2 separate regions of the Mus musculus genome follow, and region 2 is linked to region 1. The links are chromatin loops, found by intact Hi-C in ENCODE. Cell type or tissue: heart. All regions are shown on one strand.

Region 1 (8,000 bases):
GCTTGTTTTGTTTGAAATATTGATCTCATCTAAGAGTATGAAAGCCTTGCAAATGTAGTGGAGTTTTGTTTTGTTTTGTTTTGTTTGTTTGTTGTTGTTGTTGTTGTTGTTGTTGTTGTTTTTGCAGAGTTGTGCCTAGGGGCAAAACACATAGTAGCATTAATTCCTTGGACATCAGACATAACGGGAAATTGAGAAATATGGCCATAGCCACCAGAACTTCTGAATTTAATTGCTCAACAGAGCAAGCAGAGGGAGGTGCATAATATCACCAAGGCTGACTTCAGTATCAATTAGGATTCCTTCCAATGAATAAACTGAAAAACTTCCAAAGGCCCAGTGTCATGGCATAAAGCCTAGACATAGATTTCTTGAATAATGAAAAGGAATGTCCTCTGCCTACCTGGAAAATTGTTTCATATGAAGACAGAATGAAAGATAATGCATATACCCAATAGCTTATGTATGCTATGAGCCTTCGTTTTGCAGTTCAGAGAATGGGTGCCCTGGGGAATTAGTATCTTGCATTACCTGGTATATCTGACCGATTTATCACTGATGGACATACCTGCTAAGCCTACTCATATGTTCCATAGGAAGGAAAATGAAGAAATGGAAAATCGCCATGTCTTTTTAACTGATACATATAGAGGGCTGGTCTTTTTTATCTGCGTATGCATATCCATCATTTCTATCATATGACTCTGTCTCAGCTCATACATGCAAGGTAACCAGCTTTCATATTTACTCCCAATGGGCCAAAATGTCTACTTGAGCTTCGTATGTTCTAAACCGCATGGAATTTCAGAGCAATACACTATGTGCTTGTTGCACACTTCATAAATATTTACTTTGGGAACTGTCACCTTGTTTTTCTACCCCAGTGATGTAGAAAGTTGGAGACACACACTTCAGGATAAGCAAGTTTCCGTGAAGCAATCGATAGAGAATGCCCGCACGGTTTATTTTCTATTATGGATACCTTACAGGTCTTTGAGTCAAGTACTGTGGCAGGATTTCTAGAAGGCTGCTGCTTTTTAGGAAAGATCATCAATAACATATGTAGCCAAGCAAGCTAAAATAATTACAATCAAATTTCATGCTTCAGGGCATAAAGTGATTCCCAGCAAGGGTCATGATGGAATTGTGCTGCCTTAACCCGTGTGTGCTCTTTCTTGTTTTTGTTGTTTTTCAACCCTTTCCCCATCTTACAATACTGATCAGTGTTCCCAGGAATTCAGGTCAGCTGAGCTCACACCTCCCCTTGCTTGCCTCATGTGTAGGTTGACTTTTTTCATCACGTCCATGATTTTTTTTCTCCCCTCTGGAGCAAACCATGGGTTTAGAAATGTCACCTATCCTGATTATGGGTTTTCATGGACTTACATTTGAAAGTTGTGGGTCTGGAGGAAAGAAGAAACCAAACTAATCAGAGGCCTACTTTCCAGTGTCTAATTTAAATGGTAGTTGTGAACTATTCTCTCTCTCTCTCCCTCTCTCTCTCTCTCTCTCTCTCGCTCGCTCTGGCTCTGGCTCTGGCTCTCTAACCCCATCCATTTCTAGTTCCAATTTTTTCTTCTTTTTAAACATGTCTCTTTTCCTCAGCCCAATATTGACTGGCTCCTTCTCATTCAAAGCTCTATGAAAACCTAGGTCTGTCCTATTCTGAATAGCTTTGGAATCCATAAACAGTAAGTTTTACTCTTTGTCACAGGTTCTTTGAGGGCAGTGGGTGGGCAGGACGGAGCCAATGGTTACCCTTAGTCATATGCTTCTGCATACTTAGCATGAAGACCTTTGAGATAATTACATTCTGCATATCCGAGCCAACTAGCAGAGCTTCAAGATGACAGGAGGATACATCTGGGCCCGATAACAATTGCAAATACTCAGGGCACACTCTTAAAAAGAGCTTGTGTTACCATGTGAGACAGCATGTTTTACAACACTCACAACAGTCAGATAAATAAAACAGCTCTCGGTGGTGCAAAGCTTGCTGGGGGAAAAATGTATTTCGTAACATTTCATTTAGAGCAGAAAAATTTCCCCACTGAGAAGGGAACATTTGACCCTGAGAAAATGTTAAGTTCTTTCCACAGCTGCTTGAGGTAATGACAACGCAATACTCAAGACTGCTATTAATGATGTTGTATGGAAAATGACATCACCTCTCCTTCAGAGGGACAGTTTTGGAGCTATGGGTCCAATTTGAAAGACTAGAGAAGAGCTGGTATAAAAAGTCAGCCTCCTTACACAGTTCCAAACAGAGAGAGCTAGAGTGAAGAGTCTGTCTGTATATTTATGTTTGCACCCATGCTAAGCGGAAGATTTTTTGTTCGTTTTGAAACTGTCTTTCGGGGCAGGCTTAATGTGTGGAGCACAGCTGAAGTCAATTTCAATATTATCATTCATGCTTTGGAGTGGAAGTCAGGTAGGAAGAGGAGAAGCCGGAAACTAAGTCGTCCACACTTACAGAGATGCTAACCATTGCAAGTGAGTTCCCAAGCAAGCCGGCTGGCTCACAAGTTCAGTAGCCACCAGGCCCCTTTCCTCCTGCTGTAGAGAACTGCAGGATCAGAAACAGAGGGGCGCATTGACTGGTGCCTGCCACGGCCCTCCTTCCCCCTGGTGCGACTGCAATTTGGTGGATGCAGTTTGGCATGTGAGTGGTTAATATTCTTGCTCTTTCATTCTTGGGCACACTCTTGTAACAGTGGAAATCTCACACATTTACCTTTCCCTTCTGGACATTCTTCTTTCAGACTTGTCTGTCAGGATCAGAACTTTATCCTGATGGAGCAACAACTAAATATGTGACTCCCATCTCTCAGGCACACTGGAGCCCTTCGCTTTTTAGTAAGTTTCACTTTCTGAGTTTTAACAGATAAGGGAGGGGCGAGGGAGGGTTTTGGTCTCTGTTTAGCAGATGTGACTGACTGGGGCTCAGCTGTATGAGGATGCCCCTTACCCCACATCCCACATCAGAACCTTGCAGAGCCCAAGCTCAGGCCTATCGGATCTAATTAGATAAAGACCCTTCATTGATGAGACTACTTTAAAATGAACAGTGATTTCAGCTTCAAAAGTGCATGCCTTTCTTTTCTATATCTCAGACATAGAGCAAAGTCAATAGACCGACCCGCCCACAATGTGTTCTAAAATAACCCTGAATTCAGATGCACTGAAAAATGGTTAAATGAACTGATAAAGCATAGGGAATAACATATAATATCCTGTAGAGATGTACGCCTCCTACATAGATGGATACTGAATATACCTCTAAACATGTGTTATTTTAACAATCACATGCTGTAGCTCCCAATTTATTCTCATGAGGAGGGAAATAAACACAGATTTTCTTGACCGTAATTAATGTGTTTAGGGACCACACTCCACGTTTTACTGAGTCCCTGTGCACTGGGCTCCTTCGGTCATCTCTCTTGAAGACAAAATGCACCTTTTTCTTAAGTAGTCCCGAGGTTTGGTTTGTTTGTTTATTCAGGGGATGGTGGAAGGACATGGTTTCTCTGGAAAGCTGGCTCCTGTGTTCTCAGGGGTTATAAAAATGGGAATCATTTTTATTGGCAATCCCCGGGAATAGTGCTGAGACAAATGGAAAGCTGAAGATAAGGATCCTCTGAGGTGCGAACATACAGCTGTTGGGAATTGCCAGAGAATCGGACCAATAAAGGAAGTCACTATTTTTCCAGGCCTGAAGTGAGTTATAGGGCGAGACGGGTGTTGTATATTTATGTAAGGCAACAGCAGGGAGTTTAAGCGGCTGGATATTGCTGAAAGAGCATCATTCACATTCAGGCGGAGACAAAAGGTGGAAATGAAGCAACATCCTGGCCAAAGAAGGCCTCAAGACAGAATAATAACAGTTCAGAGAGGGGGGCTGTGTGCACGGCCGAGGGTCGGCCTCAAAACCAGGAAATGATCGAGATGCCTTGTCAGATCTTCAGAAAACAGTCACACACACGCACACGTGCAGGGATACACATACACACTCAAACTCAGGCCTGGCCAAGTGTCCTTGGGAAGGAGGTCATTTATCTTTCATAGAACTGTGGACAGAATTACCTGCAACCTTCATCAGTGTAGCCAACAAGATTGGCTTACCAAAAGTGCTGGAAAAAAATTGTATTTTGTACTGTTGTATGTGTACACACATACATACAAAAAATTTTTATACACACATATGTATAAAAATATGACATCCACATGTGTCAGCAGGCCTCTTGTTTGCTATCTGTTTTACACAGACTTCAAACTCACTGAGTTAGAGAAAATTCTAATTCAGGAAAATATTCTAAGAACATAGATCTGGTTGTCCTAGAGTTCCAAGGAAGGGGATGGGCAGGCAAAGAGACTGTCTTATCTTCTTGTTTATTTATTGTCCTTTTGCTTAGAGGAAGTTGCAAGCTGAATGGAAGGCTCATGAAATCCCATTCTCCTCTTGTGACAAATACTAAGAGGAAGAGAGAGAAAACCCGTTTTAGGGGGTTGGGGTTAGGGGTGGGAGAATGACCCCAAATAGGAAATAGAGGAGTTTCAGCATTCCATATCAATCTTTATAGGTAGTCTGTGGCAGTCTTGAATTTTTTTCTTTTATCCTCCTAAGAAGAAAGGGAAATGAAGAGACGACAGGGGGTTGGGGGGCAGTTATGGGGATAATTATGATCAAAATAAAGTGCAAGGAAAAACATTTTTTAATTAGTTAAAGAAAGAAAGAAAAGAAAGAGAGAAAGAAAGGAAGGAAGGAAATATTCTAGTATACCCAAATGTGAAATGTTACTGACCTTTCGAATGTTGGGTTGTAGATGTTTCTGAAACTACTCATTTGAGTACAAGCCAACAAACCAAGCACAATTAAACTGAACATATCCTATCCTATAGCCAACTTTCTTTAACACTAAACCTGAGTGGTCATTAAAATAAGGAATGGTAGGCACAGCTGGCCTAAAAAAATGGTGAGAACTATCCAAAAGTTATCTGAGGAGCTGATAAGAAAATTTGGGAAAAATTCAAGAAAAATTAAAATGCTTGGTAGTAAGATGAGTGCTTTGTGCACCACAGAGTCAAGGCCTGGCATGAGCTTTTCTTATTCATAGTAAGAACAGTATGACTGAGAAGGGTGTCTTGTGAAGAAAGGGTGTTTGTATCCTTGTGGGTATTTTCCTCAAATGTAAAGGGATCAAAAAAAAAAAAAAAAAAAAAAGAACAGAATGGCTTTCACTTTTTCTTTCCTTTTTCTTTCCTTCTTCAGTCTATGGCTAAATAAGCAGGAAATCAAAACAGCCAAGAGTGATAACTAAGCAAGATGAATGGGATGCACTGGAACGCAGTAGCTTCCTCCCCACACTCTTCCTACCCTGCCCATGCCAGCTTTCTGCTTCAGGTCCAATATTGTCAGAGCATGGGATTCAACAACTTTCCTAATCACCAAAGGCAAGGAAGACTAAGAAGTCACATCCCAAGAGTTAGCAACTTGTGTATGGTGACAGTTTGTGCTGCAATTGCTGGTGAGCCTACTAGACAGAGTAGAGAAGACAAAATCCTTTAGAAACCACATATGTAGCAAAGTGGTTCTCCTTTCCAACTTACTATTTTCCACTGGGGAAATATATAGCCCAGCATCTCAGGGCTGGGGTCGTCACGCAAGTTCATTCCTGGCTTCTGAAGCATCAGGTAACAGGCTGGGCCATCTGCAGGTTTTCAAAACCACGAGTCCAGTGGTCTAATCCTGTATGGAACATTTAGTGTTTTGATCACACATCCCATCTTCTGCACCACAGTGCATCTCAGGGCATGCTTGCCTGGCAGTAAAAAATTCACTCATGGAGAACATAGAGTAATAGGTCACTTGCTGAAACATACATAACCTAGAAGTACCTGAAGAAAAATGCCCTTTCCACAGAATTTAATAACCATTGGGAAGTAAAAATCTTAAACAGTCTCCATATAAGTGCTTATGGTGTGTGGGCTGATGGATAGACAGGTAGTCATAGATAATACAGACAGAAACACACACACACACACACACACACACACATCCCTTATAACAGAGTTAGAGGGAGAAGGAATGTGTCCTTCCTTTGGATTCTCCCTTAGATATTTGAGAAAGCAATTGATAGTTACATCGCAACACCCACGGGTTGCAGTATGCTGAGGAAAAAAAAAAAAAAGAAAAGAAAAAGAAAAAAGAAAGAAAGAAAAAGAAAAAAAACTGCCTTCAACTTAAACAGGGATTTTAACCTTTCCACCTCAGCCTCTTATTTTTCCTTCCCTTCTACTCAAAACATTTAGGTAAATTAGGCCGAGATTCTTCCATAAACATGCAAGGGATCTGTTAAACTTTCATCTCTAATTTATTCATGAAGGAGCCAGGTCTTCCCTGGCCTGGTTGTGCATCATGCTGTCAGAATGACTTTCTCTCTTGTTGAGAAAGGAGATGGGGGTGGGAGGGGGTGGGCAGGGAACACAAGCCTGGGCTTTTGAGGTAACTGCTGCAAGAAAACAAAACAACAATGCACCCCACACACAAATGAATGAAAGCCACCAGTACCTTCTCGCTTAGTGAAATGATGGTGAGGAAATGTTTGTGACTGGTAGGATGAGAACTAAGCACCCATGCACGGGCAAGTGTAGAATACAAAACTAATGTAAGTTGTTTATTCTAAACATGTAACGTATAAAATGGAAATACATTCTTTAAATCATATGTACTATGTTCTATATTCCTGAGATTGTTTACACAGCAATATTGTGTAAGTATACTATCAGTTTGGGGAACTATGGGATATAGTGTCCTGAACTATATGTAGGACACATCTGAATTAAAATCTCTAAGTCAAGTTGTTTACAGATCTATTGTTGCTGTAATTCTAAGGGCATGGAAGCTTCAGATTGGAGAATTACATATCCTAACAATTATTGTCCCCATGTGAAGATGCAGATCTCTGCTGTACTCTGTGCAAGGGAACACGCACCTGCACCCTAGGCAAACCCCAAACATGTGTGTGCTGTGAAGATGTAAAGTTCTGAAGACCCTCAGTTTTGTTTTCGAACTTAACAGTAGTTTGACACAGTGGATGATTTCTATTCAAAGTTTCTCATCCTTTTACATTTTCTTTTGCACTGAGATCATTTCCCAGCCTGTTTGTTTCTCTTCTGTCTCCTGTCGGCCTTTGGAGGCCCGTAGAACAGGAAGTCGTCCTGTGATGTGAAAGCCTTTTCCGTGAGTTGATAAATAGGTGGCTTGGTTTTTGCCATCCCCACCCCAGCGTTCAAAAATTATCATCTTTTATACATGGGAGAAAGGGAGGGGGTGTGATATGGCATTAGTTCTTTTAGTCGTCAGGAAATTACAAAATGTACACTTGCGAAGTAAGCAATTTTTGCAGTCTGCCTGCACATCCATCTTTTTAATGAGCCTTGTTTATAACTCCACGCCACGCTTCTACTCACCTACCCTGTTTACGTCTTTGGCCCCTTTAATTAAGAGAAGAACCAGTTAAAAGAAACTGGGAAGAAATATTAATATGATCTGATTAATTCAGCTAGCAGGAGGTTATGGGGTAGCAAGGTTATTATAACCTATAAAGGCAATATGAATAAAGCTGTATCCATTTGTAATTTTATTAGGCGGAGCAAATTAGTGAGACTGCATAGCAGTGACAAAAGACCTGTTCCTATTCTCCCTTACCCCCTACTGCAAGGGCCAGGTGCCCAAAGTTAGGCTCCATATTAGGCAAATGAGGTCTGATAAATCTCAGCTGCTCATCTAATGAGAACCTCCTGAGCGGCTGCTATGCTAATTTGGAAAGATTAGCCGGGATGTGTGTGCGTGTGGCTAGTTAAGGTCCAGGGAGATAAAAGTGAAGCCGGGCAAAGGGAGCCAATACCTTTAAAGGGTTAAAAGCAGAAAGCCTCTCCTGGGACAGGTAAGGCAAGGCTGATGGATATGCAGTAACAGCTATCAAGGAAGAAACTATAGA
Region 2 (8,000 bases), 59 kb before region 1:
AGAGTCAATACTTAAGACGAGTGCCAAGTTAACTTTTCTCCAGCAAGCAAGTTTACAGAATGAGAGTCTTGGTGCTCAGGGTCAGGGCGAGGGTGACCCTGGGTAAGCTCTCCTTCTGTAATGATGCACACTGTAAGTCTCTACCTTAAACAAGGTTCAAGAGAACAAAAAAAAATGGATTTTGGATTTCTTCCTTTTTCACAGGTTTGACATGGTTAAGGTTTTGTTTTAAGTTAATACGTGCTAAGGAGGGAGAGTCTGATGAACAGAAGCGAGGGCATCTTTTTGTTTAAGTGATTGCTGGAAAGATTCACCCTTGCTTTGAGGTTGTTAACTAAGGTTCTGAAGACGTTATGTATTAAGAGTCTTTTGTCATCATTGAGCTGTCTATGCTTAGTGATTCAGTTTGGCAGAGCCCACACCAAGGATGCCAAGATCTCTGCCAGGTGAGATCTCCATTCTTAGTATTTCATCCTGTGGTCAGGTCTCAATGCTAAGAGAAACTCAAAATTCCTCTGAGATCTGCTTTACTCGATGCTTGAAGAGTATGAAAATGCCTCCTTCACTGGGAAAGGGGACAGAGCATTTGTGAAATCCTGGCCTATCAATGATTATTAACCAGGTGCCTCTTTCTCACCGATAGACACTCCTGGGCTCCCACATGGCAAGATGAAGCTGGTGGAGACAATAGGGATGAGAGATCGCTGTCAGATGAGAACTCCATTCTTAGTCACTCATTCTGCCACTTACCGAAGACCTGGAACTACTGATGGCCCCCAACTCAGCACTTGCTTTTCAGAGAGAGGAGGCAGTCAGACCACGTACTGATAGAATGGCTACACTACTGAGTTAGTTCCTAAAGATGACTGGAGCCATCCATCTGTCTCATACCGCTGCCACCATGGAAACTCTGAATCAACTTGGTTTGCTGTAAAAATCCTTTTTGAAAAATCTGATTTGTTTCAAGTTGTAAATAAAAGCTTATATATATATGTATACGTATATATGTGTATATATATATATATATACATATATATATATAATAATGGGGCCATATGAAATAAATTAAATTGGAAGATTTTAAATGTTTGAGGCTTACATAGATTGGATCCAAAATTACAGGTGATCATTGATACTAAAGTTGGGTCTTGACCTGCATAATGAAGTGAAACTTAATGTGTTGATGATCAAAGTGTAGACCTAGAATTTGCTTGTCTACACCATCCCTGTAGCAAGGGTGTTTGAAATCACAGCATCCATGATTCACCTCAGTTGTTCGAATGAATGAGATTTTAGAACTAAGGTGGCATGCCTTTCCTTTAGGGGAGGGGGCTGTATAAAATGCTTTGTTAGACTACTAATTTTTTAAGATTTTTGTTCAATGGAAATATTTTTTCTTCTTTTTCTGAACATAGGATCTCATTGTTCTAGGCTTGCCTCAAGCTTTCTGTCTAGATGAGTTTGGACTCAAACTCCTAATCTTTCTATACTTCCTTTGTGCTAGGACTGAAGGAGTATACTGTCATAGCCAGTTTATATGTTACCAGGAAAGAAACCCAAGCATAAGGAGCAAGCATTCTACCAATGGAGACACACCTGCATAGCCTGCTTTTCTTGTCCTTTCCTCCCTCCCTCCCTCTCTCTCTCTCTCTCTCTCTCTCTCTCTCTCTCTCTCAAATCCATCAAACATACTTGTACCTAATTGTGAGAATTATCTTCCTTCTAGATATCAGGATATAAATTACCAAGTACACACACACACACACACACACACACACAATTTAAATAACAAAAAGCAATGAAGCAAGCAAACAAATCCTACTCTGATATACTTGGAGGTATAAAATGTTCTCTTTGAATTGTCTAATGAGTCAGATTAAATGAATTCTCTACATTGTGTTGAGTTATGTCCAATCAGATTCATAAGGGCAAATAGGGGTGAACCAGCCAGGGACATGACCTCCACTTGCCCCCATAATTAGTGTGTATTGTTGGGTGAGAGGGGAGAGGTGACTCAGTGGGAAACAGACCAGCTATTTAGAAGACGGCCACAAACACTTTCTGTTTTCAAAACGTCCCCCAGATACAAGCCATCAAAGGATATGAGGGAGGTAATTTTTGAAGTTCTGGTTATACCTCAGAATATTAAGGACGTTCTCAAGTCCTGCTCATAACTCAGAGTTATAAAGAAAATGCTACATAATGAAATAATCAGAGAAGTAGATAATCGTTAAGCAGAAACTCCCTTTGGCCTCCACACTAATCTGGAAGGGAAATGCAGGTTAGAGAAATCAAAGCTGCAATCTTAATTTTCAGAGCTGCGTATATCACAGGACATGGGCAAACCAGGAAACAGAGTTTGGGCAGGAGGTAGGATGAAGCAAAGAGTGTACCCTGGTGAGTGTGCCCAGGGTGGTTGATAAGGAAGTCTAAGGAATATATGGTGGGGTTTCCACTGGAGCTGCTAACTGGGAGCTACCGTTTCTGGAGCCTGGAACCTTGAGGCTTTTGCTGGTGAATTGTACTCAAAATAACCACATTGAGGTCAAGCCACCCTGGCATGAGCGACTAAGACAGCTAAACAAAACAAAGCAAACCCAAGAAAACAACCCCCCCCCAAAAAAAACCCCAGAAGCTTATGGTCTACCTACTGAACAAAACAAAATCAGCTTTGGTTAATTTACATTTGCTTAATTTCTCAAAAGTTCCCTTTCCCAAGGTGTCAACCAATCTTATTTCTAGTTCGCTTCTCTTTAGATAAACCTATTTATAAAATCCCAACTCATTGACTTCTGGCAGAGATCTGTTTTCTACGCCATGAAATACACGGTGTGCAGAAAATCCTCAGCTGTGTTTCACAGAAGCAAGTCGCTGTAAAACGGAGAGGATTGTACCTGACCAAAAGGCAACCTAAACTCACAATCCACACAAATAGTTTCCTGAAACTTTGTTTTAAAGTCAAAGGTAACCCCGGTGCAGTGGGGGAATCAGGGGCTCCTTCCCTCAGAGCTACAGTTCAGGAGAGGTATGGGAAAGGGCTGGTTTCCAACTGGGGCGGCAGAGTGCTCAGATGTCTTCCTCTCAGTTATGTTTCCTGTTACAGCAGTAGCTAGGGGGTGATCACAAAACAGGAGGATATTTATTTCCTGGTTTGGGCTGACTAATGAGCCTGTAAGAGATACTTGGGACTTCTGTGAGCTTGCTCACACTGGAATGTCTCTCAGTAGCCTGGTTCCTCTGTTCCCCTTCCTCTAATATCAGGGGAAGGTGTGTGGCCTACTGGTTCCAAACTTACAGAAAACAGAATGGAACACAACCAAGGGCTTTCAGGGCACATAACAACTGCTTCCTCATTTAGTAGCAAACTAAGGGCTTTCAGGGCACACAACAACTGCTTCATCATTTAGTAGCAAATGCAGGGGGATATGACTTCTTTACATTATGTTTTCCAAATCCTACTAAGTAATTTTCAAATCAGGGTAAAATGGGAAGGAAGCAGAAGAAAATGAAAATGCCAAAAATGAAAATTAGTTGATAAATATAATACCAGATTCACCATCTCAACCACAATAATAATGCTAAATGGCATATCTGAAATGATCCCACCAAGTCCCGTCCCTCTCATAGACTCACAGGATATCCCGTCTCCTGCAGAAACAAAACATGGAAATGAATCAGCCGATAAAGGATTTTCTCCCATTGAAGATGTTGGTGATTTTGTCCTGTGTTGGGGAAGTTGAACATTGAGATGGATATTCATAATCTGTAGAGACCTCTGCCTCCCTCCTGTGCAATGCAACTGTGTGTGTGTGTGTGTGTGTGTGTGTGTGTGTGTGTGTGTGTGTGTGATAAAGAATAGCAGACTAAAGGTAAAATGCTTTATCTAAATATGAGAAAAACTCATGCCATAGACTGACCTAAGAATTTAATTCTTTCTATCATGGGTGGTTAATCTTTTGACTGACTCCCCCAGCTGACTGCTTTTCTTTTTCTTAGGATATGTGTAGATATTAATGTAGTGTCAGTATATAGTTTACCTTTTTCTTGAGGGTACTTAAGAAGAGGATAAGCTAATAGCTCAAGGAGGTGTAGTGATGTCATAAACAAGAGCAATAATGATGGTTGTATTGAGCATTCATTCTGAGATCATTCCAGAATTCTTACCACAATACTTGTCATTTCCAAAACCTGACTTGCTCTTATACAACAGGTATTTTTATAAACTTACAGCTGAAAATGCATAGAGAAAAAAGGCGTTCCTTCCGTTTCCAAGATTGACATGACCTAGAGAAGAATTGTTCTAGAGTCAGATTTAGGACAATTTTTTCCTACGCCTTCAAAAGACTTGAGCTTTGACTTTCTCCCCAAAGATAAGCTTAGTAGCATTCATATGTCTTTCTGCACAGACCAACATGGAAGGTTTGCTTGGGAGAAATATTTCAAAGAGGAAGTGAGGAGAGATGTGTGGCGTAGGCATCTCAGGCAGCTTTCAAGGTTAACACTTACTCCTGTTTCCATGGCCTGCTCCTTTTACTCAGAGACAACATGATCAGCTCTGAATAGCTGCTGCTGTCACCAGCCTCTTGCGTGACACCTGGGCCAGAAAGCCATAGTGAAGAGTGTGTTCTTCACAGAGCATTTGGGGAAAGCTACAAATAGGGGCTATGGATTTAATTGGAAAGGAGGGGAGGGGAGGGGAGGGGAAGGGAGGGAGAGGAGAGGAGATCTATAGTACCACTCTGAGCTAACTGGATGTCTTACCCACATTTCCACTGTGGGCATTTAAATGGGCCACCCAAACTCTTGACATCCTTCACTGACCCTTCCTAAACAATTGTGAACCTAATGACTTTGTTTTTGGATTTTGGAACTGAACTTCACAGGGACTGATTCCAACCTTGGGTGGTGCTGAGAAAATTCAGCCGTACCAGAACTTGGCTTAGACCACCAGTGCGTTTCATGTGAGGGCCTTTTCCCATAATCTGACCAGCATGGTTTATGAATGTTCTGGGGAGCAAAACCTGGGTCCCAGAGGCCGAGAAAGGGCCATGCCCTGCTCCATTAGAAGACCACACAGCCATCCACATTCCCCTCGGAGTATTTATAGTTCAAAAAAAAAATCACATCACCTCTCTCCTTCGGAAGCTGCGGGTGAAAGTGGGGAGAGAGCCAGGAGCGCAGATCGTGTCCTCCAGCTGAGAAAGCCTCACTCTTGGAAAAGCTAAGAAATAAATAAATAAGTGGGGGGATATCCAAATGGGATCGCTCTTCAAACACTCAAATGATCTTATGCTAACAGTTGGGATTAAACAGCTGTCTTGTGGTTGTGCGATCATAACAGATGCTGCGCGTTTCCTGCTTGCTTTGTTTTGGTTATTGCTGTTTGTGTAGTTCATTGGGCTGACTTCAGCTTATGGGATACAGGTTTTTATGATCCTTCTGTGAGGCAGAAGCAGCTTCATCATCTCTCTAACAGGAGAGGGGATGTGTGAGAGGGGAGTGCGGAGGGAGTAGATGGTGGACTCTTCGGTGTCTCACTGGGAATGATGTCATATTGGTGAAACTCTAACACTCCGGTTTATGACCACCTTGCCATTAAAGTGGTCTCCAGTCTTTATTTTTATTTATTTATAGTTTTTTTTTTTAGAGATTTTTATTCTATCCTTCTATTCTAGTATAATGTCTGCAGCTGAAGCAGAATTTTGGAGCATTTCTAAAACATAGAGAGTTTTTGTTTATTTGGTTGTTTGACTGATAGATTCAATATCGCAATGGTCCCTCCCACACTTCCTGTTCTCCTGTCTCTTCAGGAACAGTAACTACCTTCTTAGGACTTTCATTCCATTCTAGAGGTCTGGAGAGATGGCTTAGTGGATAAAATGCTTGTTGAGGAGGCATAGGGATATGAGTTCAGTACCCAGCACCAGTGTAAAGCACAGATATGGTGGCATTTGTCTGTAATTCCAGCACTGGAGAGCTAGGGACTGATGGGCCCACAGAGCTCTCTGACCAATTGGTGTGCTCTAGTTTTAGCAAAAGGCACTGCTGTAAGAAGTGAGGTAGGGACATGGTGGGTAAGAATACCTTCTATGAAAGGAACCGGATTAGAGCTCCAGTCTTCTGTACTCCATGGAAAAGTTGACCGTGGCTGCAAGTGTGTGTCATCCTAGGTCGATCCTTGGGGGAGTTCACTAGCCAGCCAAGCTACCTGAAACAGTGAGCCTTAAGCTCACTGAGAGCCTCTGCTTCAAAAAAAATAAGATTGAAAGCTACTGAGAAAGACACCAGGCATTGTCCTATGACCTCTCAATGTGTGCATATGAATGCACATACTTACACACACACACACACACACACACACACACACACACACACGTGCACACACACACACACACACACAGAGTAAGGCAGAGAATAATAGAGGAATTACACCCTATGTCTACTCCACTTATACGTGCATATGGATGCTTGTTCATCCCACACATATGCAGACATTGACATTAGCATATGCTAAGTGTATCCATCTACACCCTGCACAAAAAATTTTCTTCTGCTCTGGAAGCGGAGATCACTGTTTCCATGTCAGCCAAGGGATGAACAATCACCATGTTGTTTCCAGACCCCTTTAGAAGTCCCAATGATGTAATTTTGAGCTCTTTCACATTACTTCTTCAAAACAAAAACATGGAAAAAGTCTTCGAAATACTTCCAAAATTTATAAAACACTTTACTTAACAATAAATATTACTATTATTTGTAAAATGTAAATATAAAGTGTAGCACTTGCTGTACTATCAGGTAGGCATGTTTAGCATGCTTGGCCTCAGCACGGACTGCCTACACTTCTCCACCAGGACTCAGGAGATAGCTCAAAGGGCACTTGGCAAGCAAAAATAATTACTAGATAGTGGATACCCAGAACCCATGTCTGTGTCTGTAAGCCTAAGACTCCTCTATTGAGATGGAAGTTGGAGACGAGAGAATGCATTGAAGTCTACAGGCCAAGTAACCCATTGTACACATTGGTGAATAGTAAGAGAGGTATCTCAAAGAGAGTGGAGTGTAACCATTAACATTTGAGCCCCTCATATGCATACATATAAATATCACACATCTTTCTCTTATACATATGTACATACATACATACATATATACACACACAAAAGTACACACACAGAAACATACACAAGCATACACACACACACACACACACACACACACACACACACACACACACATATATATGTATATATATATACACACATACACACACAAGCACACATACATTATAGGCACATAGGATTACAAGCAAAAGATAAAAAGTGTGTTTTACATGGATGAACCCTGAGGATATTATTCTAAAGAAATAAACCAATCAAAAAAGTTAAACACAAACGAAACAAAACTAGAGGTTCTCAGAGCACTTAACAAGTACTTAGTCATTTAGTAGCAAATGCTGAGGGATATGACTTTTTATATGGTGTCTTCTAAATACTGCTAAATAATTTTTAAAGCAGGGTCGAAAGGGAAAGGAGGGGGTCAAACTGAAAATAGCAAAAATGGGTATTGTACATGAAAATCCCCTGGAGTAGTCAAACACAGAGATGGAAGGCAGAATGGTGGCTCTTAGGTTAGGAGATGGAGGAAATGAAGAGTTAAATTCTCATAGAGTGTTGAGGTTTGAATGAGACTGTCCACCAGAGGCTGATATGTCTGCATGCTTATTTGCCAGCTGGTGAGCTGTTGGCGAGGTAAAGGCCATTAGGGGTAAGATTTGATGTTTCAAAAAGACCATCCCAGGCTCAGTCTCTCTCTGTCTGGCCTCTCTCTGCCTGCAAATCAGGATATAAAGATCTCAGTTACTGCTACAGTACCATGCCTTCCTGCCTACCTCCATGTTTCAGTCCATAATAATAATGGTCTCATGCTCTAAAATTATAAGCCACCCCACAATTGAGTGCTTTCCTTTGTAAGGGTTTTCTTGGCCAGGGTCTCTATTT

What was found. Hi-C counts contacts between places; a loop is a spot of excess contacts. Peaks named below come from ENCODE experiments on the same cell type or tissue, not always from the same donor. Only the 100,000 strongest peaks of a DNase experiment are listed, where the experiment ranks them.
Region 2: it touches region 1 in a loop (5-fold over the local background); 5 of 42 quality-filtered maps call a loop at or near these places.

The regions. Positions count from the first base shown.
Region 1 is chr7:71,307,484-71,315,483 of GRCm38, reverse strand. No RefSeq gene overlaps it. Among named protein-coding and RNA genes, the nearest start is that of Gm39034, 24 kb to the right of the region's middle. In heart, no CTCF peak of the experiment used is centred here; a DNase peak (open chromatin) is centred at 3,863; H3K27ac peaks cover 1,054 bases.
Region 2 is chr7:71,366,057-71,374,056 of GRCm38, reverse strand. Gm29328 (a long non-coding RNA gene) reads right to left here and starts at 3,825. Exons shown (of 3, transcript XR_001778177.1): 1 at 3,634-3,825. It overlaps Gm36260 (a long non-coding RNA gene), which reads left to right. Exons shown (of 4, transcript XR_882213.2): 4 at 644-733. In heart, no CTCF peak of the experiment used is centred here; DNase peaks (open chromatin) are centred at 3,066 and 5,226; H3K27ac peaks cover 2,154 bases.